7 separate regions of the Mus musculus genome follow, and all the other regions are linked to region 7. The links are chromatin loops, found by intact Hi-C in ENCODE. Cell type or tissue: heart. All regions are shown on one strand.

What was found. A loop is a pair of places that touch in the nucleus more often than their neighbours do. Peaks named below come from ENCODE experiments on the same cell type or tissue, not always from the same donor. Only the 100,000 strongest peaks of a DNase experiment are listed, where the experiment ranks them.
Region 1: it touches region 7 in a loop (2.7-fold over the local background); 5 of 42 quality-filtered maps call a loop at or near these places.
Region 2: it touches region 7 in a loop (3-fold over the local background); 7 of 42 quality-filtered maps call a loop at or near these places.
Region 3: it touches region 7 in a loop (2.9-fold over the local background); 5 of 42 quality-filtered maps call a loop at or near these places.
Region 4: a loop joins it to region 7, with 5 times the contacts of the local background. A loop is called at or near these places in 4 of 42 quality-filtered maps.
Region 5: a loop joins it to region 7, with 14 times the contacts of the local background. A loop is called at or near these places in 10 of 42 quality-filtered maps.
Region 6: it touches region 7 in a loop (2.3-fold over the local background); 4 of 42 quality-filtered maps call a loop at or near these places.

What each region holds. Positions count from the first base shown.
Region 1 is chr10:89,652,783-89,656,782 of GRCm38, forward strand. It overlaps Scyl2 (SCY1-like 2 (S. cerevisiae)), which reads right to left. Exons shown (of 18, transcript NM_198021.3): 9 at 3,926-4,000; 10 at 1,322-1,444; 11 at 161-274. Among named protein-coding and RNA genes, the nearest start is that of Scyl2, 32 kb to the right of the region's middle. In heart, no CTCF peak of the experiment used is centred here; no DNase peak of the experiment used is centred here.
Region 2 is chr10:89,645,761-89,649,760 of GRCm38, forward strand. Scyl2 (SCY1-like 2 (S. cerevisiae)) reads right to left here. Exons shown (of 18, transcript NM_198021.3): 14 at 999-1,099. Among named protein-coding and RNA genes, the nearest start is that of Slc17a8, 27 kb to the left of the region's middle. In heart, no CTCF peak of the experiment used is centred here; no DNase peak of the experiment used is centred here.
Region 3 is chr10:89,627,916-89,631,915 of GRCm38, forward strand. No RefSeq gene overlaps it. Among named protein-coding and RNA genes, the nearest start is that of Slc17a8, 8.7 kb to the left of the region's middle. In heart, CTCF peaks have their summits at 2,382 (motif pointing left) and 2,581; no DNase peak of the experiment used is centred here.
Region 4 is chr10:89,735,232-89,739,231 of GRCm38, forward strand. It overlaps Gm30963 (predicted gene, 30963), which reads right to left. Exons shown (of 4, transcript NR_155765.1): 3 at 3,319-3,463; 4 at 1,540-1,808. Among named protein-coding and RNA genes, the nearest start is that of Gm30963, 4.0 kb to the right of the region's middle. In heart, a CTCF peak has its summit at 2,047 (motif pointing left); no DNase peak of the experiment used is centred here.
Region 5 is chr10:89,457,293-89,461,292 of GRCm38, forward strand. The region is part of intron 7 of Nr1h4 (nuclear receptor subfamily 1, group H, member 4); the gene reads right to left. Among named protein-coding and RNA genes, the nearest start is that of Gas2l3, 15 kb to the left of the region's middle. In heart, no CTCF peak of the experiment used is centred here; a DNase peak (open chromatin) is centred at 1,579; H3K27me3 peaks cover 362 bases.
Region 6 is chr10:89,743,588-89,747,587 of GRCm38, forward strand. Uhrf1bp1l (UHRF1 (ICBP90) binding protein 1-like) reads left to right here and starts at 1,404. Exons shown (of 21, transcript NM_029166.2): 1 at 1,404-1,701. The coding sequence starts at 1,658. In heart, a CTCF peak has its summit at 1,798 (motif pointing left); DNase peaks (open chromatin) are centred at 1,384 and 1,974; H3K4me3 peaks cover 1,773 bases; H3K27ac peaks cover 1,152 bases.
Region 7 is chr10:89,821,693-89,825,692 of GRCm38, forward strand. It overlaps Gm46238, which reads left to right and starts at 1,186. Exons shown (of 2, transcript XM_017314187.1): 1 at 1,186-2,765; 2 at 2,852-4,000. The coding sequence starts at 2,602. The coding sequence ends at 3,914. In heart, a CTCF peak has its summit at 2,433; no DNase peak of the experiment used is centred here.

The DNA.
Region 1 (4,000 bases), 170 kb before region 7:
TACATATAAAGTAAGTGACATGCAAGCATTTATAATGGTGTATATAAGCTACCTCCAACTAAAACCAATTCTCTAGGTGCAGTGTGAGCGAGTTACTGCTCACTGTGAAATGGTGTCAGGTGCTGAGCAGTCAAAGACAAACACACGTGTAAGCACTTACAGCAAGGGAAGACGTTTGTAAACAGGCATTTTTAATTCTTGGAATCAAAGCGTTTTTCATGGACGGGTAGTCTATAAGATTTGCAAATGTTGGAATGATGTTTAGACAGAGCTCCTATTGAAAAGACAAATCTGATCAGTCTTAAGGAAAGGCGCCAGACCTCCCTCTCCCACTCAGCTCATCTGTCACAGCACGAAAGAAGCTTCCGTATGCTTCACATTATTTGGTCCTTACACCAATTTGGGGGGATAAAAAAAGAATAGTTATAATCAGTTGAAAAATGTCATGGCTACACAGGGCCTGCAGTAGTGTTTCAAAGGGTTGTAATTACAACTAGTTCTGTTTTCCCTTGAGACACGATCTTTATGTAGCCCAGGCTGGCCTCAAATTTACAAGCCCTCTGCTTTAGCCTAAGTACCCCTAATTATACAGGGCTATAACTGTAGAGAGCTGAAAAGCAGAGGTTGAGTACGGCTTCCGACACTTATGGAATGATTTAACTACAAGGAAAAACTCAACTTCACACTTTAATAAACTTAAAGACAGAAATGCATCAAAAAATGTGACTTGAAATATATGGCAGAAGCAGATATATACAAAGCAGTACAAACCTATAGTCCCAGTCACAGTGTTTTTGAGACAGGATATCATGTAGCCCAAGCTAGCCAACAATTCCTGGTCTCCCTGCCTCTATCCCTCAAGTGCCAGGATTATAAGTGTGTACTACCACAATAGACTCCAACATCTTCTTTTTTTCCCCTGAAACTGAAGTTTCAGGCAGCCATGAGCAGCCTGACATGGGTGCTGGAAACCTAACGAGTGTTCTTTGTAAGAGCAGTGACACATATCTTTAATCCTAGCACTTAGGAGGCAGAAGCAGATGGGGCTCTGTGAACTCAAGGCCAGCCTGGGCTACCAGTAAGACTATCTCCATACAAACAGCACCTGCTCTTAACCTCTGAGCAATCTCTCCAGCCCTTTCCAATTTACTCTTTAGTTAGAAGTCAATATGCAGTAATAACAGTGGGTCAGCAGTATAATTCAATAACTACTAACTATTGAGTTGTATATAAAAGGTTAAGATTTAATCCTAAAATATGCCTTGCTGTTTCTTTCTCCCGCCTTTCAACTTCATGAGGGCAACGGAAGCAGATACTGTGCCTGGATCTGAATGGAAGGAGCCTCCAGAGCTCTGTAGACCATGGGCAGGACACTGTTCTTTATCTCATCAGGAGGGGTTTTGGTTAGCAGCAAATCCATTTTTTGTAGAAAAATTAGCAAAATCTGTGTGAGAAAAGGGAAGATTATGAAAATCTGCAATCTTTAAGAAATTCTGTATCCTCCCAATTTAAAGTGTTTTCAGAAGATTAAGTTCTGTTTGTGGACACTCACCATGTTGCTAGCCTGAAGGCATGGAAGACAAAAACACACAGATCAAGTCTCTTACATGTCTACAGCAATGCTTAATTATCCAAACAAAGACTAACCTCCAAAGAGCTACAGGAACACATGGCTCCCCTACATGTTTCAATTATCCAAAAGAGTGCTGCATTTAAAAAGGAAATAAAAGCCAACAGAAATGAAAACATCTGTGAGGAATTTTTAATTGTTTCTAACATCATTTTGCTAGCTGCCTCTACATACCTAAATTGTAAGAAACAAACCAAAATACTTAAGTGAGATCTTTATTTATTTTATATGTATGAGTGCTTTGCCTGCCAATCTGTCTATTCACTAACATGGAAGCCAGAAGGCAGCACTCGAGTTCCTGACACTGGAGCTACAAATGGTTTTGAGCTGCCGTGTGGGTGATGGGAATCAAACCCAGGTCGGCAGTGCTCTGAACTCTCCAAGTCCCAGAATACTTAGTTTTTCCAATGCTCAATTAAAATTTTTCAGGAGGGCTTATTAATGGAAAAACTAAGAGGAGAAGGAAGACAAAGGTACCTTAGTTTCATTTCCTAATGCTGTGGTAAAAGCAAGTGAAAAATAAAAGAGTTTGTTTGCATCACAGTTCCGGGTGGTGCACTGTGGTGGAGAAGGCAGGCAGCAGGAACCTGGAGCAGCTAGTTACAGCCACACAGACAGAATGCTCACTAGAGCTCTGCTCTCTCTCCTTTGCTTCAGGACAGGACAGTTTGTAAAGTGTTACTGTTGCCCATACCGCAGGGTACAGCTTCCCACCTCAGCTAATTTACTTAAGAAAAGCCCTCCCAAGCATAGTCACAAAATAGCCTAATCCAGACTCTCTCATACTGAGGTTCTTCTCAGGTGCTTCTACAGAGCCAATAATCAAAAGTTACCAAACTAAAAAGAACAGGGTCAATCATGTGTCTTAGGATTTTCATCGTGACTGATGAACAATTTGGGTGACATGCCAACCTGACACTGTGACAACCGTCAGGGAGCCCAGGTTTAAAGCTCAGAGCTCTATCCTGTGACCTGTGCCTGGTTAGTAGGAGCACCGCACAGACTGTCTTCTACATTCTTAAGGAAAGGGAACTGGAGAAGAAGCCACAAGAACTGGCAGCAGGCCTTTAATCCCAGCACTCAGGAGGCAGAGGCAGGCAGATCCATCTTTGTGAGTTTGAGGTTAGCCTGGTCAACAAAGCGAGAGCCAAGTGAGCCAGGGCTACATGGTGAGACCCTGCTGCAGCAGGTTAGGGGTTAGGGACACCAGAAGGCTGAAAGAGAGGGGAGACAACCGCTCACAAGCACACTGTTCAAAATCTCAGAAGGATAGTTAATATGCTAGTTTCTAAAAAGTAAAAAATAAATTCTCCACTTTCACGGGGACAACTGCAACCAATCACAGAGCCGGCCCATCAGACAGTTCATGCTGACTAGTAAGCTACTGCCACCCGGTAGCAGAAACACCTAATGGTGTCTCAGCCAACAACTCTACATGTTAAAATGAGGATAAAAGCTTTCAGATGATGATGACTGCTACATGGTTCTAAAACAGAGATGAACCCAGACTCTAATCCAGGTATGTAAGCCCACACTTCTTAAACTCAAGATAAATATCTACTGTAACAAAATCTATATAATTTATTTCACTTACACATTCACATTATATACATATGCATTGTGTGTGTATGTATATATATATATATATATATATATATATATATATAATTTGCATTTTTCTCATACATACACAGATCACATACTAGTTCTATGATGCTTTACACATTTTCCTCTTTTAATAAAATTATTTATTAGAAAAAAATAGAGACAACTGACATACATCATCTAAAAATTAACTAATGGAGTATCAAGCCAAATAAAAGTATCAAAAACTTGATTTTTCCAAACTGCCAGCTTTTAATTAGGGACAATGTAACACATGCAAAGTCTGATTACAACTTATTTTCTAAGACAATGACTTATAAAAAGCCACAAACATTCATTTGCTAAGTTTAATTATAATATTAGCTTTCTGACTAGTGAAAAAATCTAATATACGTACCTCAAGTATTTAAACACTTAACATTTTTTATTTATTTTTATTTGACATGTATGGGTGTTTTGCCTGAATGTGTATGTCTGTGCCTGGTTCCTGGAGTCGAGTTGGGTCCCGAGGATAGGAGTTACAGATGGCTGTGAGCCACCATGTGGGTGCTGGGAATTGAGCCAGGTCCTCTGCAAGAGCAGCCAGCACTAAGCCATTTCTTTTAAAAGCTCAAAATAGTCACTGTTTTGTTCTTAGGGATAGTAGCTATTACAATAACGCATAAACATTTGGAAGTCCTCACAACATACCTGGATTGGCTCCTGCTGTTTGAATACAGGACCGAGTTCAGGCAGAATTAATTTGATATATTCTTCTTTGGTGCA
Region 2 (4,000 bases), 180 kb before region 7:
TTATGGAACAGTAGTTAAAAGAAGCAAACATTAACTTCATCCCCCACTCACATTTTACCATTATTTTCTACTGTTAGTGTCTGTCTGCCCAAATGATGATGATGACGACGAGGAGGACAACAATGACGTCATCATCTGGGGCCGTGAAAGTCTGATGACCTGAATCCAACCCCAGAACCAATGTAAAAAGAGCCAGAGGTGGTGGCATATGTCTATAAATCCAGCAATCCTACAACATGGGGCAAAGACGAGAGACTCTGCTGGAAGCTCCAGGGCCAGAAAGCCTTTAGTGCACAGCACAGAAGCAAGAGACCCTGCCTCAGCAAGGTGAAGGAGGAAGCCATCTCCCACAAGCTGTCCTCTGAATCACCCTTAGTGCTCTGTGGCATGCACATGTGTAGACATCACACACACACACACACACACACACACACTCATTCTCTTTCTTTTGCCCTTAAATATACAATCAATCAATAATTTTTGAAATGTCTATATATTTTTTTGTTTTGTTTTGTTTCAATTCAACGTTTATCCTTTGGGCCAGCAGGCTGGAGAGATGGCTCAGCAGTTAAGAGCACTTGCTGCTCCCCCAGATGGCTAAGTTCAGTTCCCACTACCCACACCAGGTGACTCGCACACACACTTGTAACTCCAGTTCCAGAGGCATCCAATGCCCTATTCTGGACTACAAGGGCACCCACATGCACAAACACACACACTGGTACACACACATACATATAATAGATAAATCAATCTTGGGGGAAATATTTGGACCAGTGAGATGTCTCAGCAGGAAAAGGTACTTGTTGCAGACTGAGCTCCACTCTCTGGTCCCCATATACTGGAAGGAGAAACTTAATTATATAAGCTGCCCTCTGATGTCCACATATGCCATGGTTCATATACAAATGAAAACAATCCATCGATCTTCCAGAAAAATCCATCCCGAGCTGCCCCGCGCTCACAGTCCACACACCGCACACGTGCAGCCTGCTCACCTCTGCTGCTCCTGCATCACGTGAAGCTGCTCTAGCTTCGTCCTATGCTCAGACTCCAGTCTGCTCAGCATCTCCTTTATGACGGCAATGAAGGAGCTGAACTGCCATAGTAAGAGATGACATGGTGAGGGCACAGCGCCTTTGCAGCTCATGGCATCACTTCCAACAACTCAGTAAGACAAGCCCAGGGAACAAGACTCGCTCACACACCTAAGCACAACAGGGCCAGCCACTTAAACTAGGAATGCCAGAGCAATGCCCAGTCTCGTGTGGACGTGACACGATGACCGATGAGGTTTTATGTTCCGGACAAGCCATCTCAGCAAGTGTCACGTCGTTATTGATCTAACAGCTGCTTCTCAGAGGTTTTAGGTTAAGTTTACTACGGGCAGTCACACATTGATAATTTGTGCCAACTAGGAGAAAGTTCATTTTCAAATACTTAGAAATCCTCTCTTGCTCATAAAAAACAATGTTTGGCTAGAATAAGCCTGCTTTCTGCAAAGATAGTAGGAACATGAAATGTTCATAATTTACTTTGATAATGGAAGTTTGTAAAGTAATCTAACACTATAATTTAATATAGGTTAAATTTTCATTAAACTTTAGTTTTATGGTACTTTCTAGCTATCATAAAACAATTTATTTGAATGATACTATACATACAAAAACCAGGAACATTGTTCCTCCACTCCATGAACCTTACACGCATGTATGAACATGTATTACAATGTTTTCAGTTTTCACAACTCTTCAAACTAAGTTTTGGACTTTGCTTTTACAGATGAGGGCACTGGACTAAGCAAGACACTCAGGAGACAGTGAAGGGCTGGCATGGCAGTTACAATCCATGCATGCCTCCCAAGCATCCCACTGCCTCTCAGCATGTTCTACCATCAGTACTACTTCATCTTATGAGTGATAGTGTATCTGTTTAAGTACACCATGACTTCCTGCTAATTGGACTTATTTAAAACTAGACATAGCATGGTAACAAAACATTATGTACACAGCTCAAATATGGCAGAGACCGAACCTTTCCAAGGCAACTAACACAAAGCACTGTCAGCACCTCCGAGGCTTTCTGGTGCTATCTTCTGGTTGTCTCCCACCCCTACACTCGTGCCAACACTATTCTGCTCTGCAGTAGCATGCATCAGACAGTTTTCTACATGCATGAGTGACAGCACTCAGTAAAGCGCCCTCTGTACCCAGCTTCATTTGTTCAACATCCCGGGACAGAGCTTGTGCAGAATGGGCTGAATGCTGCAGGTCCCATCCGCCAGTCTTGGATCTGCCTGCAAGGCAAACTTTGGCTATCTTGGAACTGGTAATGGTGGCTTTCAATACTTAATTCTGTGTATAAATATACTCTTTTCTACTTAATATATTTAAACTACTTAAAATCAAAACCAACAGAAGAGGGCACTTTTGAGTTAGCACGTTTAATCATAAAATGAACAGAAAAGCAGACCATAGCCATCCTAAACCAAAGGAAAAGTAATGAAAGGTAGGATTCAAATGATTCTGCAGATAAAAATAGGCCTTCCAAAATCACAAAGCATTTTAGAGAGAACTATGTATCCTAAAATAAGCACCTGGGAATTTTTAAATTTATTCTGTTCTATTTTATGTATATGACTATTTTGCCTGCAAGTGTGTACACAGACCATGTGCATTCCTGGTGTCCAAAGAGGTCAGAAGAGAGCATCGGAGCCCCTCGATCCAATGGTTGTGAACTACCACGTGGGTGAAAGGAAGCAATCCTGTGTCCTCTACAAGAGCAACAAGCTCAACACTGAGCCTTCTCTCCAGCCACTTCCTACTGGAAATGTTTGAAAACATCCTAAATCAGACTGTTTTAGGCAGACTATACTATCCCTCTTCATAGTCACTGTCTCCCATCTGCCAACCAGAACCTGACATCTGAGGTAGAAAGCAAGCATTACATCAAGAAATAAAGCTTTGAAGGATTGCCTGACTACTTCAAAGGAAAGCTTAGGGCTAAGGAACCACACATTTCTTCACCTTCAGAACTCTGCCTGCTCAGTGCTCATCCCCCCACCCCCCCACCCCACCCTCACCCCCGCCGCACACTGCACCAGCCTTCCTCTCCCCCGGCTCTTCTTTCTTCTTTCTTCAGTGCTGTGATTCACTTTCTCTCCATCCTAATTCTAAATCTTCCCTGCCCGTCTCATTAAACAGTAACTTTTCTCGGTCCCCGACACGTTTCATCAGAAAGCAGGTTCTACTGTTCTCTCTTGATCAGACTCTCTCTGGTACCGCGTCATGACTGGGTTATAATGAAGAAGCAGCAGAACGCCGGCCTCGGGACTCTACATGCCATGTCATCGGTGCCCACCCAGCTGTGAGACAACTACCACAGAGCTATGCTGAGACACAATTCCGTAGCAACTTTTGAACACACATCTCTCCTCAAAAATTTACACCTTCCAAGTTAAATACTTAATCTAAAGCATATCGATATCTAAGCCCACCAATAGTACCTTATTTTATTTCATCTCGTTACTCCTTCTCTGGAGCAGGGGGTCTTAAAATGGTTCACAGTTCCCACTCCATTCTACTATTTATGTCGTCACTGTGCTGGGTATGGGTAAGACCCACACTTGCCTCTAAACAACAGAATATGACAAAGCTAACAGGGTACCACACTTTCTTTATTACATAACAAGACACTGACTTCAATCTGACTAGACAAGGCTGTTTGGGAAGGGAACCGTGTACAGAATTGACAACAGCATCTGGCTAACACACAGCTAAGACCCTCAGCCCAACAGCCCAAAGGGAGCCAAATCCTGCCAACAACCATTTACGCAAACTAAGAACCCTACGAGTCCTCATGTGGACCTTCAAATGAGATCCAAGTTCTTGATTATAGTAACAAGTTCAACTAAGCTAAGCCCTGTATGGCTGACTCATAGAAAATGTATGATTAGTTAAGTATGCATTTCTTAAAAATACGAAAACACTCAACTTATGGT
Region 3 (4,000 bases), 190 kb before region 7:
CAGTCAGTACTGGAGTTCAATTAACTTGGCTCCCAAGAGCTTACTTAGAAAAAGATTCTGTGAGAGGGGATATATATTATAGTAAAAAGAAAATGAGTTGGAGAGAGATTGTCTTAGTCAGGGTTTCTATTCCTGTACAAACATCATGACCAAGAAGCAAGTTGGGAAGGAAAGGGTTTATTCGGCTTACACTTCCATACTGCTGTTCATCACCAAGGAAGTCAGGACTGGAACTCAAGCAGGTCAGGAAGCAGGAGCTGATGCAGAGGCCATGGAGGAATGTTCCTTACTGGCTTGCCTCACCTGGCTTGCTCAGCCTACTCTCTTATAGAACCCAAGACTACCAGCCCAGAGATGGTCCCACCCACAAGGGGCCTTTCCCCCTTGATCACTAATTGAGAAAATGCCTTACAGTTGGATCTCATGGAGGCATTTCCTCAACTGAAGCTCCTTTCTCTGTGATAACTCCAGCTGTGTCAAGTTGGCACAAAACTAGCCAGTACAGATATCCTAGTGATTAGCAGCACTTACTGCTCTTCCAAGGGACCCAAGTTCAGTTTCCAGCACTTCTGTGGGACGATCACAGCCAGCTGTGGCTGCAGCTCTAATGCCTCTTTTGGTCTCCACAAGTACATGCATATACATATCACACACACACACACAAACATATACATAGAACACAAATACATACTCACACCTGTACATACACATACACACAATCACACACAAAATATGTTCTTTACAAATCAAAGTGATTTGTTGTATTTATAAAACTGTTAACATCCCCCTTTAAGCCTTGTAACTTCCCACAGAACTGAGTCAGGCCCACTACTGCCCCTCATTGTTGAAAGCAAAGGAATGGAGATGACTTCTGATGTACTGGGGCATCAGGCAGAGACGGGGTGGGAATCACACTCGTGAGCTCGCAACGTGGCTCAACAGAAACACTTGCTGTACAAGCTGGACCACCCCACTTCGACCCCAGAACCCATGCTTTAGATAGAAGTCTGGTGGTATGGCATGCATCTGTTACCCCAGTCTTCTTCTGGGGAGATGGGAGATGGAAACAGAAGTATTACCCAGAGGCCCATGGCAGGATGGCAGAAACAAGACAGACTCTGACTCAACAAGGTGGAAGAAAACTGACTCTCAAACGCTGTTCTCTGATGTCCACATGATCACCATGGCATCTCATACACACACACCTGCATCTCACACACACACTTGCATGCACACATGTGGGCACACACTCACAAGAACACACACATGTGCACACACACACAGTCACTCTTGAACACACACATGTGCACACATACAAGTGCACACGCACAGATACACACACACACATACACACTCACACTCCAAAGGTTTTATTATAAAAGAACTCATACTTATGACCCAAGGGTAATGGCATGTTTCTTTAATTCTAGCACCCAGAAAGCTGAGGCAGGGGGATCACCACAAGCTTGGGGCTTTCGGGGCCTTTTTTCCAGTAAGAGCCTGTCTCAAAAGGTAAAAACAAGTAAACCCAAATCATTCGTTCATTTGGTTGCTCCCTGGTTGTCTCTCATTTCCGTTTAGAGACATGGCTCTCCAGGACAAAACACATTAACATGGTACTCTAGTTTCCAGTGATAACAACAGTGGAATTGTCCTTCTTTCTCCTGAACCACCAGCTACCTGTGGGCTATGTGCAAATACTGGTTGGTAAGTACCATGAATCACTGTCCCCTCCTTTTGAGGAAACGGGGAGACATCGGTTCCTCCGGCCATGTGTCATTAAATCATAGTGGGGGGAAAGGCTTTGCTTTATGCTCCATGCAGAGTGACTTTTAAAATTTTCGTTGATACTTAGGTGGCATCCAGAACCAAAATAAATTATAAACCCTGGTAAATTTAATAAGTGCAGTTGGGACAGAGTGGAGCATGCTGAAATGTTACCAAAAGATCAGGATTACAAAGCATGTTGAGATATTTTTATCGCCTTCACTTTCCAATTTAGTGAGTGTGTGTGTGTTTGTGTGTGTATGCGTGTCTCAGGGGACAACTTGCCTGAGTCGGTTTTCTCCTTCTACCTAATGTGGATACCGGGAATCAAACTCAGGTTTTCAGGAGCCCTGGTGGCAAACTCCTTCACCTGCTAAGCGAGCTACCTTTGCTGTTATTGAGGTATGACAAATCCTGAGTGTCCAGATAATTTCAGGTTGAGAATGAGGAAGAAACTCACACATCTTCCACAAGCCTTTCTCTTGAGGGGCTCTTCTAATGACTCTAACCACAGCAAAATGTCCCTGACAAGGTTTTCTCAGGGTTCTTTATGTTACAAGGATGAGCGCTCCTTGGAAGCAGGCTAATGTGAATTGCTTGGGAAACAGCGACACCTTCTGGTAGTTTGTAGATTAAATAGATTCACAGCATATACAGTTTCCCCCAGAAATCAGCTAGCCACTGACTTCAAATAATATTATTTCTTCTAAAATGTTTCAACCCCCTGTGAATTCTTAAATTTCTAAAATACTTTAATTTAAAATATTTCAAAATATCAATGGTCAGATACAAACGACACTGTCGATTGTTTCGGTATTTGCTTTGCTGTTGCCTTAATGCCAAATATTTTAATCCAACACTAATTCCACTTTTCCTTCTCATCAAAAGTTTTTGAAAGAGAGCTGGGGTGATGGTCCAACAGGCACAAGCTCTGGCCACACAAGCATAAGGACCAGAATTGTAATACCCAGGTCATGGTGGCCACCTGTAAGCTCAGCACCCTAGAGACAGGGTTAACTCCAGAGCAAGCTGGCTAAAGTGAGATAGATGCTGCCTCAGAGTAGAAGACAGAGAGGGATAGAAAAAGGTGCCCAGTGCCAACTGTCTATACCCAGACATATGCATGCCCACACATGTGAACGCACACATATACACATGCACACCACACACACAACAGATCATAGAAAAATTATCCAAAGCCAGGTGTCCATGGTTCATGCTGTTTATCCCAGCATTTGACCAATGGAAGCAAGAGGAATGTCAGGAGTTCAAGGCCAGCCTGGGCTATAATGTGAAACAAAAGTTAATTGCCCAACCCATACAGTGGCACACTCCTGTGATCTCAGCCCTTGAGGAAGCTGAGGCAGGAGGATTTCAAGTTTCAGACCAGCCTAGGATACATAGTGAGACCGTGTTTAAAAGTAATATTACCAGATGGTACTAGAGCATGCTTTTAATTCACTCAGAAAGCACTCAGAAAGCAGAGGGAGGCGGATCTCTGGGAAATCAAGATCACTCTGGTCTACAGAGTGAGTTCCAATACAGCCAGGGCTACACAGCAAAACCCTGTCTCCAAAAGTCAAAACAATAATAGAATAAATAACAATGATGAAGATAAGCAAGTTTGGTCAATTCAATAGGACCCCTGGTTTCAGAAGGACTTGGGGAGTTATCTCAACCAATCCCATGCCCAGGATTTCCAATTCTGAGAAAACGTGGCTCCTCCGTAACCCTATTACCACAAGCACCCTTCTAAAAGTGCTCTGAATGCCCAAGCTCAGGCAGGCCCTGTCTCCTCTGTGAAGACCTTCCCTAGACTAGCCCAAGTGTTGGCTTCCTGGCTCCCAGCTGCAGCCTACTTGGTGGCTCTCTCTCTCTCTCTCTCTCTCTCTCTCTCTCTCTCTCTCTCTCTCTCTCTCTCTCTCTCTCTCTCTCTCTCTCTCTCTCCCTCCCTCCCTCTCTCTCCTCTCTCCTCTCTTCTCTCTCTCTCTCTCTCTCTCCCCCCCCTCTCTCTCTCTCTGCCTGCTTACCAAGCTGCCTGCCCAACTTAGTGTAAACCTGGGGTCCAGGTCCTGGACTGTTCACATTTGTGCCCCAAGAAATTCACAATTCTGAGTCTGCAACAAGCTTATTTTTGAAAAATGAATGCATTCGAATTGTGTTGGGTAACAAATTGTATATTTGTTTTTCATTCAAGCCCTTTGAAGGCACCCTGCACTGTGAGTGTCAAGGG
Region 4 (4,000 bases), 86 kb before region 7:
CTGCCAACCTGGCAAGATATAGAATCAGCCAGGAGACAGATTTCCATGCATGTATGTGCAGGATTATTCTAGTTTGGTTAATTGTGTCATGAAGACCTGTACTGGCTTCCAGACTGAAATGATTAAGTGTTTCCTGATTCCCGACTATGGAGACTTTGTGACCACTTGCCTTCATCACCTGCCACCGTGACTTCCCCATCATAACTACACCTTCCAACTGTGAGCCAAATACAGACACTTTCCCCCTTAAGAGAATTTTGTCAGGTATTGCATACAGCAATGATAAAGGTAATACAAAATATTGGTACCAAGAAGCGGAACTGTTCCTGTGATAATCCTAGCCATGTAATCCTAGGGCTTTGGAACTGCTTTCCAACAGGGAGGAAAGGCCGCAGCGGCAAGCAAGAAAAGCAAGAGAGGGGGCTGGTGAGATGGCTCAGTGGGTAAAAGCACCCAACTGCTCTTCCAAAGGTCCGGAGTTCAAATCCCAGCAACCACATGTGGCTCACAACCATCCGTAACGAGATCTGACTCCCTCTTCTGGAGTGTCTGAAGATAGCTACAGTGTACTTACATATAATAAATAAGTAAATAATAAATCTTTAAAAAAGAAAAGAGAAGCAAGAGAAGAGAAGGTATTTCTGGAGGAGTGGGTTTTTTAAGGACAAAAGAAGGGAGTCTGTGTGTGTTCATAAAGCCCAATTGGACGTATTAGCAGAATAATGAAGTTTGTTTGTTGGAACTTGGTGTTTTGCCTCAGAAATGAGTCAGTGGCCAAATAATGGAATAGACTTTGGGGGGGGGGTAGCCTTAGGAATGTAACAGGATTTGACCAAGGAGAGAAAAAGGCGGGGGGGGGTGTATAAGAGCAAAACCTGTCTGATCCAGCCCCTTCAATGTGGATGGCTAAAACGAATAATGGACTGGATACATTGTGCTCTATGAGATGGCCATGAGCTTGTGGGGACAAGGACCAGAAGGTTAAGATTTAAAAGTGACTGCCATGTTCACAAAAGATAGTTTGTTTATATTGATTACTAACATAATAGGATCTAGACTCCCCCTAGAGACAAATCTCTTGGCATGTATGTAAAGAATTTTCTGCATTAGATTGACAGAGATCTGAAGACCCACTCTAACTGCCAGACTGAATAAAAAATAAACAGAGAAAGCAAGCTGATCATAAGCTTTCCTTGCACTCTGCTTCCTGACTAGAGATCCTGTGTGACCTCTGCCTGAAGATGCTGGAACTTACTCATCATGATAGAATGTACTTTCTTTTCCTTCCAGACAGGGTTTCTCATTACTGCTCAGGCTGTCCTGGAACTCGCTCTGTAGCCCAGGCTGGCCTCGAACTCAGAGATTTACCTCTGCCTCCTGAGTGCTGGCATTAATGGCCTGAGTGACCTTGCCTGGCTTGATGGATTTCAGTCTGTGAGCTGAAACAAACCCTTTCGCATGTTGCTTTCATCCGATTTATTTTATTTTATTGTTGGCTTCAGGGTGGACGCTGAGAAAGCTCACTTCAGAGACAGAAGCTTACAAATGACAGCTTTATTTTCTGAGCACGCAGGGAGGTGGTTAGCTCGAGACCTAAACCAAGTCCCTAAAGGGAGATTGTATAGCATTTTTAAAGGACAGGAACACAAAAGGGGTGCGCGGGAAGCTGCAGTGCTACCCAACTGTATTTTGACATTACAGGTTAAAAAAGGGAACACCCATGCTTGGAGACTGGACTGTATCCAGGGCTCATGTCTTCAAGGTCCTTAATTCAACTTTTGCAGTCAAGTTTCCTCCTGGACTATGGCCTGGAATTTTAGAATGATAAGGGAACAAAGGAGTGAAAAACTGCACATAGCCAATTAGGGCATAACGGACAACTGCTTATATATTTTTATAATTTATGCACCTTGGTTTAGATAACAATAATCTCTATATTCTTTACCAGTTAATGATCAATTAAGAAAACTTTTGGAGGGGCTGGAGGGATGGCTCAGCGGTTAAGAGCACTGACTGTTCTTCCAGAGGTCCTGAGTTTAATTCCCAGCAACCACATGGTGGAGCACAACCATCTGTAATGGGATCTGTTGCCCTCTTCTGTGGTGTCTGAAAACAGCGACAGTGTACTCACATACATGAAATAAATAGATAAATCGTTTTTTAAAAAGATTTATTTTTTTAAAAGAAATCTTTTAGAGAAGTGGGACAGGTGTTCGTTCCTAGGCCTGGGAACATGAGCTTGTTTGACCCTGCCAGCAAGATGAGAACGTTGTCCTTGAGATGGCTGGGCTCAGACAACTGTCTCCTTATAAATCATCCTTGAAATGTTTGGACTAAGACAATTGTTCACAACAGAAGCTGTTCAGCTATAGAGAAGTCCTCAATCCCTAGGGACTGGGACCTTGAATTTAGTTTCTCCCTATGAGTAAATGGAGTCTCAAAAAGAAATGGCAGTACTTAGAATAAGTTTCTCTTGCTTGTTCCCAACATTTACCACAGCAATGAAATAAGTAGCTGATAAATTTCCTCAGATCACTCATCATAGAAATAGCCATGGCTTGTTAATACCTGTGAAATAATATCCTTATATCTTCTTATGATATCATAGTCTTAAAAATATTATTAGCTGGGTGTCATAGCACATGCCTTTAATCTCAGCACTTGGATGAGAAGGCAGGTGGATCTCTGTGAGTTTGAGGCCAGCCTAGTCTACACTGTGAATTCCAAGACAGTCAGGACTGTGTAGAGAGAACCTGTCTAAGAATAGTTTTCATTCCATCTGTATAATGTCCATGAACTTGTGGCTATAAAGTGCTCTTATCTGCTAAGCCAAGTCCTCAGTCATAATTTACCGTCTAGCCCATGTAACGGAAGCATGATAGTAAATGCCTGACAACCAGCTCTCTAAAGAGGAAATAAGCCTTGGTTTGTAGTGTTTAATAATAATTGTTATTGTGTCACTAGAAAACTATTATTATGGCAGATTTCAAACCATAGGGGAGTTACCAAACTTTTGGGAAAAGGAGACAATTGATCGTTGGGAGCAAGACAAACCAAGCTTCAGCACGAATTGTTCAATAAAAGCTCCGACTCTCTTCGCCCTCACACCTTCCACACTCAATTCCCATGCTTTCTCACAAATCATTTCAAAGACAAATGTATTTAAATGATGCGTAATTTTAAGAGCGTTTAAGCGTGTCATATGAGTCTATGATGTATTCATCATAGACTCAAGTTCCTGTATTAATGTTATTTAACAAATCTTTGATCCATGTGCTGGTTAAGTTTTTTGTCCATTTTGCCCAAAAGTAGAGTCACCTGGGAAGAGGGCATCTCAACTGAGGAATTCTTCCATCCGATTGGTTGGCAAGACCGTGCTCACGTGTCTATGCGGCATTCACAGTTGCTGATTATGTGGGGCAACCCAGCCCACTGTGAGCTGTTCGGTCCTGGGCTGGTGGGCCTGGGTAGGGTAAGAAAAGCTGTTGAGCAAGGGAGGAAGGGAGGAAGCAAGCAAGCGGGTAGACAGTGCTCCTCTTCTATGGTGGTCTCTGCTTCAGATCTTGCCTCCAGGTTCCTGTGTGGAGCTCCCGCCTCGGCTTCCCTCAGTGATGGACTCTCACCAAACAAGCCCTTCCCTCCTTCTAGTTGTTGTGATTAATATTTTATCATAATAACAGAGGCAAATTAGGACAATGGTCGTTATGAATTTGTTATGTCAATCATATTTTCAACCTTTTAAAAATTACAGCCCCCCGCCCCCTTTTCTGGTCCTATGGATCAAACCTCATAAGCTTATGGCGTTTCTAGGCAAGTGCCCTGCTGCTGAAATTAAAATTTACAGTTTGCAAATTAAATGTCAATCACTAAGCAGGCAAATTCATTTGAAAGCACGACTACATTTTTACTACTTTGAGGTAATGTGCATTTTCTCTGTCAGAGAAGAGCAAGCGTGAAACTATTATCACTAATTTTCCACATCAAGACTGTAACTATAATT
Region 5 (4,000 bases), 360 kb before region 7:
TTTTTCAAACTTGGTATGTCAAATATGAAAGATTCCAGATATGGACCAAACCTCCTGACTTTCTCCTAGCCCACATCTGGATTCTCCATTTTCAGTGGTGGACATCCTTAGCACCCAGTTGTCCAGGCTGACATTCTGGTGTGCGGGCCTGTGGGTCTCACTGCTTCTCTTCACCCCAGGGTGCCTTACCTCCCGTAGCTCTTGGTACTGAGTGAGTATCACCCAGTCACCTCCCTTTATCTGGCATATAGCAACTGCTTTCTCATTCATCTCCCTGTCTTGTTTACCTCTCTTTAACCCATTCTCTACCCAGATAAATGACTGGCCCCCATGAACTTGAAATCCCATACATTCTCCTCACTTGTTCCACACCTTCAGAACCTTTCGATGGCTTCTGCCATATGCATGCTTTTCTTTTAAATGGGGACCTCCGCCTCTGTCACCATCAGGGACTGTAGCACACTGAGTCAGTATTTACCAGGTCCTAACGCGCACTACACTCCGTGACAGGTACATTTGGCCACTCCTTTCAATCCCGCTATGTCAAATACCAAAGACACCAGGGGAAACCCAAACCCTCTCCCCTTCCTCCAAATCCACTCATTTCCTGCTGTTTCTTCATCAAGTTTTCTAAACTCCCTCTAGACCAGCAGTTCTCTGCCTTCCTGAGGCTTCGAACTTTTAGTACAGTTCCTTGTGTTGTGGTGACCCCCACCACCACCATAAAATTATTTTGTCTCTACTTCAGAAATGTAATTTTTGCGACTGTTATGAACTGTAATGTGAATAGCTGCTACCCAGGCTATCTGCTATGCAATAGGCAGGTTAATAACTACTGTACTAGCTAGATACAGAAAAGTCAGTAAGCTGCCCAAAGAGACAGAGCTGGTGAGAGGCAGTGCCATGACTTGAGCCAAAGTTGGCAGGCTTTGACTCAGTTTCCCCTGCTTTTCCATCACACAGTTTCCCTCGGCAATCCCATTTTCCCAGTGTCTGTACACCCACGGCTGTCTCTGCTTGGAGCCCCCTCATTCCCTTTGAACTTTATTCTTGTTTATAATTTAAGACAACGTGTGTTGTCTTACTCTAATATTAGTTTGGAGCATGCACTACACATGGTCTCATTCCAGAAGAAGGACTGGTTAGGGAATCAAGGAGACAGGAGAGATATGACTAGCTGATGAGTGGAGATGAGGACCACACTCCCAAGATTGTGCCACCTGAGAATCCATTGCTTTCTTCCTTTCTAAGCCAAGTCTAGAGCCACAGAATTCTTGCTGAACAAATCAGAATAGGGTTGGACTCCCGATGCTTAAGAGTATGACTACCACCTTGTACACCTTATCAAGTCAGTTTGTCAGCAAGTGAAAGCCTCCCTTAGACGAGCTTGAAATCTCTTCCAAATTGAGTCCTTAGCCTCTCCCAGAGATTCAACACACCACACACCACTACCCTCTCCCCCCATCCTTTGATTATGTGTCTGACCCCAGTGGATTCTCTTAACAGCTAAGTCTTTGTTTAACAAGTGGGAGATTACATCACATGGAAGAGTGCCCTTTATCGAGCTGCTGCAGAACTACCCATGACCAGATGAGATACAACATTCAAGGACTGAAGCAGGAACCTGGGAATGCTGCCCAATGCTTCCAACATAGGGTTAGAGAATATGAGTCAACTCTTGACTTTGACATCTGACTCATACAGTATTGCATAAGAGAATACAGAGAGTATTTTCTTGCAAACCTGCAAACCTCCCAGTAAGCCCTCAACGGTGGGGCAGGCCTGTAATTCCATTTAACTGGGAGTCGGAGGGAGGAGGATAGCCCTGCCTAAGCTACAGAGCAAGTTCAAGGATAGCTGGCCACCCAGTGAGACCTGAAAGCTACTACAGAGATCTACAACTGGTCAAAGTGCAGAGTACATGACTGTGGAGAGCCGGGTCGCAGGTGTTACTTCTGCAACATCACCCCGGCACCTAAGGCTCAGGGAAATTACAAGTGCCAGGGGACCAGAGTGTCAGCTTTAAGATAGTGCCCCTAGATGTGTCAGGCACTACAGCCATGCCATCTGAACACTATGGCTGCCCACATGAGTTCTGCATAGTAATCAGTGGGTAAGCCAACATGGATGGGGGAAACTTCCCAAGTCTCCAGCCCTGGATGGAGAGTTGGGGGAAATCAATGGCTGGTAAGAGGGAGAATCCATTTTCTCCAGGAATGAGCCCCCTGATAGGCTATCTAATCCCACGTGGTCAGCCCTAAACCTATACACATAGGAGCAATACTGAATGGATGCAGTAGATATGAAAGAAGAGTTCTGGTGTTCAAGAGTGGAACACAGGAGGAGTTGGGGGAGGGGGTGATGTAAATACACTACTCGTGTATACAATTCTCAAAAAATTAAATAAGTAAAAATAAGTTTCCAAAAACAGTCAAAACAGAGCTGGGGCAAGCACTTGCCTAGGAAATGGTAGTTTCTGGGTCTAATCCTCAGTACCACAAAAATAAAAATGAACATTTACCATTGTTAAGCAGATGAATTGCATTAACAAATTAATTCATCGCGACCTCAGTCAGTTTTAGTCTAGATTAGATGTGTGTCCCTCTGCCTTTACAAAGATATTTTTTATTTGTTTGTTTTAGTTTCATGTGTGTTGGGGGCTGTGCCGCAGTGCCCATGGGAGTGGTGGTGGTGGTCAGGAAACAGCTCTTGGGAGTCAGTTCCTTCCACCGTGTGGGTCCTAGGGATCAAACGTAGGCCATCGGGCTCTGCAGCAAGAGCCACCTTGCCAGGCCAGTGTTGTGTGTGCACGCGTGTGCGTGTGTGCGTGTGTGTGTGTGTGTGTGTGTGTGTGTGTGTGTGTGTTTTACAAGAAAAAAATTCATATTTTGGTTTTGGACACAGGGCCTCTCTATGTAGCCCTGGCTGTCCTGGAACTCACTGTGTAAACCAGGCTGGCCTCTGCCACCCAAGGGTGGGGATTAAAGGCATGTGCCACACCCCAAGTGAAAAGATCATTTTTCTTCCTCCTGGGGGTGGTTATCTGATCAGTGACTTGCCTCAGGATTTTTCTGGACATTAAACCAAAACAAAGATTTGTAATTTTTCTTTCCTAAAAGGTAAAATATTCTATTTTACCTTTAAATTTTTAGTCGTCTTAGCTGTAAATCCCAGCACTTGAGAGACTGAGGTAGGGGGATGTTGAAGTCAATGGGTGGTCCAAGGCATGTAGCAAGACATCGTCTAAAGTCAAGGAAGGCCGTCTTCAGGCCCTTCCATATTCAGGGTCTGCACCCGTAGGGAAAGATCACCTAAAATGCACAGTTGGCCCACAACCTTACTTTATTCTGTGTTTAGAGAGAATCTCAGTAAATTCCTGAAAGTTTTTAACTTGCCGAACAGATTTCTGTGGAACAATTCATTTTTATTGAAATTTCTTCAAAATACATTTTAAGTTTGGAGGGGAGAGGGGTTTGAGACAGTGTCTCTCTGGGTAGCCTTGGCTGTCCTAGAATTCACTCTGTAGACCAAGCTGGCCTCAAACTCACAGTGATCCTCCTGCCTCTGCCTTTCGAGTGCTAGGATTAAAGGCATATGCCTCCAAACCTGGCGCATTTGAATTACCTGGTACGGCTAATCTGTTTCTAGCCAAAGCATATTCATGTTTTTACCAGTATGTGTGCACATGAGTACACTTTCTACTTCCCACTGCTGTATCTCCCATGTCAGCATCTGCATACATCATTAAATAGACTAAAGACTGGGTAAAGAAATGTCACAGAGAGGCGTGTCCTGTCTGGATGTATTTGTTAGAGAATTACCCATTCTGTTTGCCAGTGGCCACACATACTTTTGGTCACTTTGAAGGACTCAGCGTATGAATGAGCAATTTTGTTTTTATTATTTTGAATCACTGGCTTATTTATGAATGGCCAATTCGTCCCAGGAAGTGGCTTTCGAGAGTACTGATCTGTGAGCAAATGTCTCACGAAGCGAACGT
Region 6 (4,000 bases), 78 kb before region 7:
CTTGGCTTTGTAGTTATTTTTATTTTTTTATTTTTTCAAGAGAAGGTGTTGCTAAGTAGATCATGGTGACCTCAGACTTGTAGCACTCCTCCTGCCTCTGTCCCCGAAGGGCTGACATTACAGACCCATGTGTCACTACACCCAGCTTGGTTCCCTTCAAACAGCTCAGATTGCTTTCATCCTTGCACAGTATTTGTGTTAGCAGATTCTTGTTACCCTGGCATGCTTCAAGCATTGTGAACTCTAATGCTGCTTCTTCCCACCTCAAATGGCTACACTGTCTCTCTCTCCCACCTGTTTATGAAATATTTTAGTGATTTATATCTTTTTCAAAACCTGCTTCTACAACAGGTGGCCAGACAATATGGCCCAGACACACCAACAGTACCTACTAGGGCCCCTACCAAACCATCCCTAAGGGCAGACACTATATTTTAAAGATGATTAAAAGTGAGGTTAACGGCTGAGAGAGCTGGCTTAGCAGACAATACACTTGCCATTCAATCATCAGGACTTGAACTTGAGTCTCCAGAATTCACATGAAGCCAGAAGTCTGTAATCCCAGCACTCTTTAGGCAATATGGGAGAGGCAACAAGAGACCAACAAGAGGATCCTAGGAACCAGGTAACCTGGAGTACACAAGTAGCTGTTGAGGAAGAGATAGAAGAAAGTGAGGCACTACACCCAGGGCTGTTCTCTGACGTCCCCTTGTGTGACCAAAGTCACATTCATACATGAAGTGAAACTAAAGCTGAAAACAATCTTTCCAAGTTAACATAGCTAGAAAATATTAGAACCAGGACTTCATTTTGGGCATTCCATTTCAAAATTTCTACTAAGTGTGTCTATGTGTGTGTGTGTCCAGAGGATAACTTTCAAGGGCAGTTCTTTCCTTCATGGTGGTTTGGTCATCAAGTTCAGATCATCAAGCTTGCTTGACAAGTACTCTTGCTGGCTGAGAGCCATCTCACTGGCTCTAGACTTTCTAACTTCTAGGTCTTTAGGTATATTCGGTTAAATATGACATGCTGTCAATTTTACTTCCTTTAAGGTTAGACCAACGAATGGAAACATTAAATTACAGCCGTTAGTCTAAGGGAAGGATCTTGGTAAAAGAAACTGAGATTAAAAAGCTGAAATGGCCAAAAGAATAACATAAACAGAGCTACTTGTAGAGCAGAAAGTTGAGTTCGGAGGAAATGAAGAAGCAAGACTAGGATGTCAGCGAGAGAGGCACAGACAAGATGAAAGGGATGAAGAAAAGATGAAAGCCCAAGTACCAACTAGGAAAGGGCAGCGGAGGACCTAGTGGGAGTCCGAAGTAGGCAGGGCTGAAGATTCCCGGAACTCCCACAGGTCCCGCCCACCTCGAGCTCGCTCCGCCCCCCCGACTCCTCTCCCCGCCCCCGGTCTCTTAGGTGATGCTGCAGCCAAGATGGCGCTGGCGGCGGCCGCGGCGGCCTGAGCGTCATGCTTCGGGCTCTCGGCGGCGGCTGCGGCGGCTGTGGCCTCGGCCAGGCCCTCGAGTCTCTTCTGAGAGTGATCTCTCCGGCGCTTCTCCTCCGGGCCGGTGAGGCGGGACCGAAAGAAGACTGCCGCGAAGTGAGGAGGCTGTGAGGAGCGACAAGAGAGCGGCGCTCCAGCCCGGCGGGCACCATGGCTGGGATCATCAAGAAACAGATCCTGAAGCACCTCTCCAGGTCAGCGAGCGCTCGGGGCCGGTCCCGTCCGCTGGCCGCCGGTTCTCGGGTCCAGGTCGCAGGTTCGGGCTCTGCCGGTGCCGCTGGCGCCCCCGACCGGCCTCCGGAGTCACGCGGAGGGCGGCGGGGCTCGGCGGGCCGGGGTCTCCTCCTCCGCCGGGGGCCGCTCCTGCGCCGAGGCTGGTGACGTCCCCGGCGTCACTCAGGTGCTGGGTGGATGGGGTTGGGCTGGGACCCGGTCCGGCTCGGAAGCTCCCGGGGCTCGGAGCCGAGCGGCTCCGTTAGCCGAGGACTGGGGTGTGTGTGTGCCAGTGAAACGTTAACCTTGGGATTGTTCTCGGTGCCCCCTACCTGGCGTCCCCGCTCCGCTGCACGGGAGGGTGTGCTTGTTTGCACAGTTCGGATTTGTTTTAGGGGAAATTAAGCAGGACTTCTCCGCTTCGGCCAGTTCTCCGTGGAAGTCGTTTTCAGTCCCGCATCGCGTTCGTTCTTGCTGCAGAGTTTTCCGATTTTGTTCCGCGACCCTTGAGTTCAGGGAGTTAACGTCCCTGGTGTTTAAACCCCAGACGTGTCACTCTTTCCATTTCATAACACAGTTTTAGTCAGAAACATGACTCAGTAAACTGGCAGTTTGTTACTGCTCTTGGCTTCTCCATATTTGTCTCAAGAAACAGGCTAAATGTAGGACCCTGTTCCAAGTTGGTGACAGAGAATTAAAAGCTCTTGGTTAGGATCTCTTTCTCTCCTCTGTTATTTGTAAGTTAATGAATGCTTTTAACTGATTAAAGGAACGTTCTCAGGTTTAATGATAGACTTGTATAGTAAACATGTCTTCATTTTCTGGATATGTGTGTGTGTGTGTGTAATACATATATATATATTACAGTTGAGAACATATTGAACAAAACAATACTATGATTCAGCAGATATTTTCCTGACATTATATCTTTATATTGAATAAAATTTAATACACACAGTATGTATACATAAAGTATCAAACTATAGCAAAGTTTGTGACCGTGTGTTTGGTTCTTAGTATCACTAATTAGAGAGAGAGAGAGAGAGTGAGTGTGTGTGTGTGTGTGTGTGTGTGTGTATTTAAACAGGTTAAGTAGCTCAGGCTGTCCTGAAAATAAATCTCAGGCTACCCTCAAGTTCAGTGTCATCCTGCCTCACCTTCCTGAGTGCTGAGATTACAGGTCTGTGCTACCATGCTTTGTTGGATTTTTTTTAATTATATAGATAGTGCAATACTGAGTCATCTTATTTTGAATAATGTTTATTACTTAGGGTGAGTCTGACTCATGAGATACACTTCGCCCTTGCCTATTTCAAGAGCCATAAGAAAATTCAGATCCATAGACACTGATTTTATTGCCCTTTTCTCTCCCAGGGATAATGATACTGTACCACTCTGTATGCCCAAAAGAAAATCTAATTCAGTCGATAAGTGCCTTAGGGCATTATCCTTTAATTCTCTTGTATAAGTCCATTTGGGAAGACCTCTTAAGAGCAGGCGTGTAATGGCTTACTCTGCCACATAGATAACTCCCACATACTTAGAGTTAAGCCCTTAGGATTACATTATAATCTTCCTGATTTCTTACACCTGTGTGGTAAATAGTAATGAGCATTTCATTTTAAATCAGAAAGTTTCTAAAACATAGCATTTTCTTTCTTTTTAAATGGAGAAACCATTTGTAGTTTTTTTTAAAGATTATTATATTTTTATTTATTTACTGTATACATCCAAGTGTGCACATATGTGCCTGATCCAGTCTATGTATGGAACATCTGAGGATAACTGGTGCTCACCTACCACACCATGTGTGAGTTGGAACTCAGTTTCCCAGGCTGGGTTAGAGTGCTGGCCTAGCATGAAAGCTGCCCTGAGTTCAGTGCCTAACACCTTATATACCTTATAAAGCGGGTGTGGTGACAGATTCCTGTAGTCTCAGCGCTTGGGAGTTGGAAGCTGTCAGATTTAGATTGTCCTTGGCAGTAGAGCCTGAGGCCAGCCTGGAATGGTGGAATCCTCTGGGGGAGGGCGTTGGAACCTGTACCATCAGAGAGAGGAAACATTAGGAAAATGCCCAAGTTCTTCCAGGCTCTCCTGCAGGGACTCTTCCAGGAAGAAGTCTGTCTAGAAAAATAGAATGGTCACACTGAGTGAAAGTTGAGATCTTAAGATTGAAACTGGCAATTCTGGAGGCTGGCCAGGACTTTGGACGTTGGCATATTGGACCAGTGAGGAAGAGGAACTGTTTTATAAGAGACTGACATATGCTTTATGCTTTAA
Region 7 (4,000 bases):
ACATATATATACATACAAACATTATGGAATAGTTAAGGTATTTAACATATATATTATATCATGTACATTGTGTGGTTTAAAATACAATCCCTGAAATACATAAAATCTATTCTCTCACTAGCTAACAGTATATAGCATAAGTTGTAGTTATCATGATATAGATTTCTTGAATTTATTTCTCCTACTGGAAATTTATTCCTATCAATAGACATCTGCCCACTTCCTCAGCCACCCTAACGTCTAGTGCCTGGTTTCAGGAGTGTGCCTCTTCTACGGTGAGTATAGCTCGTGCAGTATGTGTCTGTGTGTCTGCTTTACTTCCCTTTGCATTGTGTCCTCCAGACTCAGCCAGGTTGGCATCAATGACGGGACTTTTTTCCAAGTACCGAATGTGTTTCTGTTGTGTGTAAATCACATTCTCCATTTATTAGTGGCCCCTTAGGAAAGTCTCTGTGGTGGGCATAGCATTGCCTTTCTCTGAGGACACTGATTTGCTGTTCTTTGGCTGTCTATCCGGGTGGGAGGTCACTGGTTGTTGTGTTTTACTTTGTACTGTTTTTCATAATAGCCATACTAATCTGTATTTTTACCAACAAACAGTACACATGGGTTTACTTCTCTCCACGTCCTCACCAAAGCTTGTTATTGTTTGGCTTCTGTCTTAGTTGGGGTTTTACTGCTGTGAAGAGACACCATGACCAAGGTAACTCTTATAAAGATAACATTTAATTGGGGCTGGCTTACAGGTTCAGAGGTTCAGTCCATTGTCATCAAGGCAGGAGCATGGCAGCATCCAGGCAGGTAAGGTGCAGAAGGAGCTGAGAGTTCTTCATCTTCATCTGAAGGCTGCTAGGAAACTGACTACCAGGCAGCTAGGATGAGGGTCTTAAAGCTCACGGCCACAGTGACACATCTACTCCAACAAGGTCACACCTCTAAATAGTGCCACTCCCTGGGCTATGCATACTCAAACTACCACATCTTCTTTATTAGAATTTGTGGGCTCTCCCATGATTAGGGATTCTGAGCATTTCTCATGTCCTCTGTAATATTTGCTGTTTGTCAGAACTATCTCTCTAGGCCACGTGAGTACTTTGAAAAAGGCTCTTTCCTGTTACTGAGCTGTTTGGATTCTTTACATATGTCCTGGCTGTGTATCCCCCCTCCCCCCCGCCCCCACCCCCTCCCCCCCTCCCCCGCTAGATACATAGCTGCAAAGTGGGTGCCTTCATTCTGTAGCTCATCTCTTCACAGCCCAGAGGCTTCTCAGTCTGCGTTTATCCTGTCTGCCTGCTTTTGTTGTTCTTACATGTATTCAGGGATTGTATTCTAAACTTTTCTTTTGAAGGCTAATGCCGTAGAACTTTTCCTCCGTGTTTACCACCCCCTCCAGTACATTGATGCTGATTTTTTAAAAAAAGATTTGTTTATTTATATGCTCTGTCTTCATGCACAACTGCACACCAAAGAGAGCATTGGATCCCATTACAGACGGTTGTGAGCCACCATTAGGTTACAGGGGATTGAACTTGTGACCTCTGGGAGAGCAGCCAGTGCTCTTAGCCACTCAGCCATTTCTCCAGCCCCTGACAACTGAGTTTTTAAGTATTGTATCTATTTTGAGTTGATGTTCGCATTTAGTGTATGTGATGGTCCGATTTCACTCTTCTGCCTCTGTTTTTTTCCAGCACAGTTTACTAAAGAGGCTGTCTTTTTTCCATTATATTCTTAGCATTTTGGTCAAAAATTGTTGGTTATAAATTCATAGGTTTATTTGTGGGCTTCCTATTTTTTCATTCATATTTGAATTTGTATCTTTTTCCTTTTGCCACTACCTCATTCTCTCTGTGTGTGGGCGGGGTATGCTTTGCTTTTTAAGTTAACATATGTCAAAACGTTTTTTGGTATATTACATTTATTCTTTTCTCATATCTTAGAAATTTCAAATACTATCATTTGATATTACTTGTAGGAGAGTAGTATTGTTAGTATGAAAGTTATATTTTGTCTAATCAAGGGATTAACTTCTTTTTTAATATAATATTTTTTATTCTTTGAGAATTTCATACATGCATGCAGTGGATTTTAATGATATTTATTGCCCACTCCACCTAATCCCCTACATCCACCCCTGTACTTGTTCCCTTTTTATTCCTGTGATAAAACACCGTGGCCAAGGCACCTTATAGAAAGAAGGCATTGCTTGGGCTTAGCATTCCAGAAAGTTAAAAATCCATGGTAGCAGAGCAGAGGCAGGCAGCAGTCATGGTGGCTCTGACAGCTCAAAGTTCACAATCTGAACTCAGCAGGAGTCTGAGAGAGAGCAAACTACGAATGGTGCTTGGCTCTGAAATGTCAAAGCTTATCCCTAGTGACATATTTCCTCCAGCAAGGCCACACTTCCTAAACCTAGCCGAACAGCACCACCAACTGGAGACCAAATGTCCAAACATCTGAGCCTTTGAGTATTCTCATCAACATACTGTGATATCCAAGGCTTCAGTCAGTCTGTGTTCAGGCCTGGTCCCATCTGTGTAGTGTGTGTCCAATCCTGGTCTTATCTGTGTACTGTGTGTCCAATCCTGGTCCTATCTGTGTAGTATGTGTTCAGCCCTGGTCCCATCTGTGTCCATGTGTGTCCAGTCCTGGTCCCATCTGTATCCAGCCCTGGTCCCATCTGTGTCCATGTGTGTCCAGCCCTGGTCCCATCTGTGTCCATGTGTGTCCAGCCCTGGTTCCATCTGTGCAGTGTGTGTCCAGCCCTGGTCCCATCTGTGTCCATGTGTGTCCAGCCCTGGTCCCATCTGTGTCCATGTGTGTCCAGCCCTGGTCCCATCTGTGTCCAGCCGTGGTCCCATCTGTGTCCATGTGTGTCCAGCCCTGGTTCCATCTGTGCAGTGTGTGTCCAGCCCTGGTCCCATCTGTGTCCATGTGTGTCCAGCCCTGGTTCCATCTGTGCAGTGTGTGTCCAGTCCTGGTCCCATCTGTGTCCATGTGTGTCCAGCCCTGGTTCCATCTGTGCAGTGTGTGTCCAGCCCTGGTCCCATCTGTGTCCATGTGTGTCCAGCCCTGGTTCCATCTGTGCAGTGTGTGTCCAGTCCTGGTCCCATCTGTGTCCATGTGTGTCCAGCCCTGGTTCCATCTGTGCAGTGTGTGTCCAGCCCTGGTCCCATCTGTGTCCATGTGTGTCCAGCCCTGGTTCCATCTGTGCAGTGTGTGTCCAGTCCTGGTCCCATCTGTGTCCATGTGTGTCCAGCCCTGGTCCCATCTGTGTCCTTGTGTGTCCAGCCCTGGTCTCATCTGTGTCCATGTGTGTCCAGCCCTGGTCCCATCTGTGTCCATGTGTGTCCAGCCCTGGTCCCATCTGTGTCCAGCCCTGGTCCCATCAGTGTCCATGTGTGTCCAGCCCTGGTCCCATCTGTGTCCAGCCCTGGTCTCATCTGTGTCCATGTGTGTCCAGCCCTGGTCCCACCTGTGCAGTGTGTGTCCAGCCCTGGTCCCATCTGTGTCCATGTGTGTCCAGCCCTGGTCCCATCTGTGTCCATGTGTGTCCAGCCCTGGTCCCATCTGTGTCCAGCCCTGGTCCCATCTGTGTCCATGTGTGTCCAGCCCTGGTCCCACCTGTGCAGTGTGTGTCCAGCCCTGGTCCCACCTGTGCAGTGTGTGTCCAGCCCTGGTCCCATCTGTGTCCATGTGTGTCCAGCCCTGGTCCCATCTGTGTCCATGTGTGTCCAGCCCTGGTCCCATCTGTGTCCAGCCCTGGTCCCATCTGTGTCCATGTGTGTCCAGCCCTGGTCCCATCTGTGCAGTGTGTGTCCAGCCCTGGTCCCATCTGTGTCCATGTGTGTCCAGCTCTGGTCCCATCTGTGCAGTGTCTGTTCAATCCTGGTTCCATCTGTGCAGTGTGTGTCTAATCCTGGTCCAGAGCCGCTCACCTAGATTCTACCAGGACACACATGTACTGTTTCCCTCACCGAGTCCTTAGGTTTCACTTTGTAAA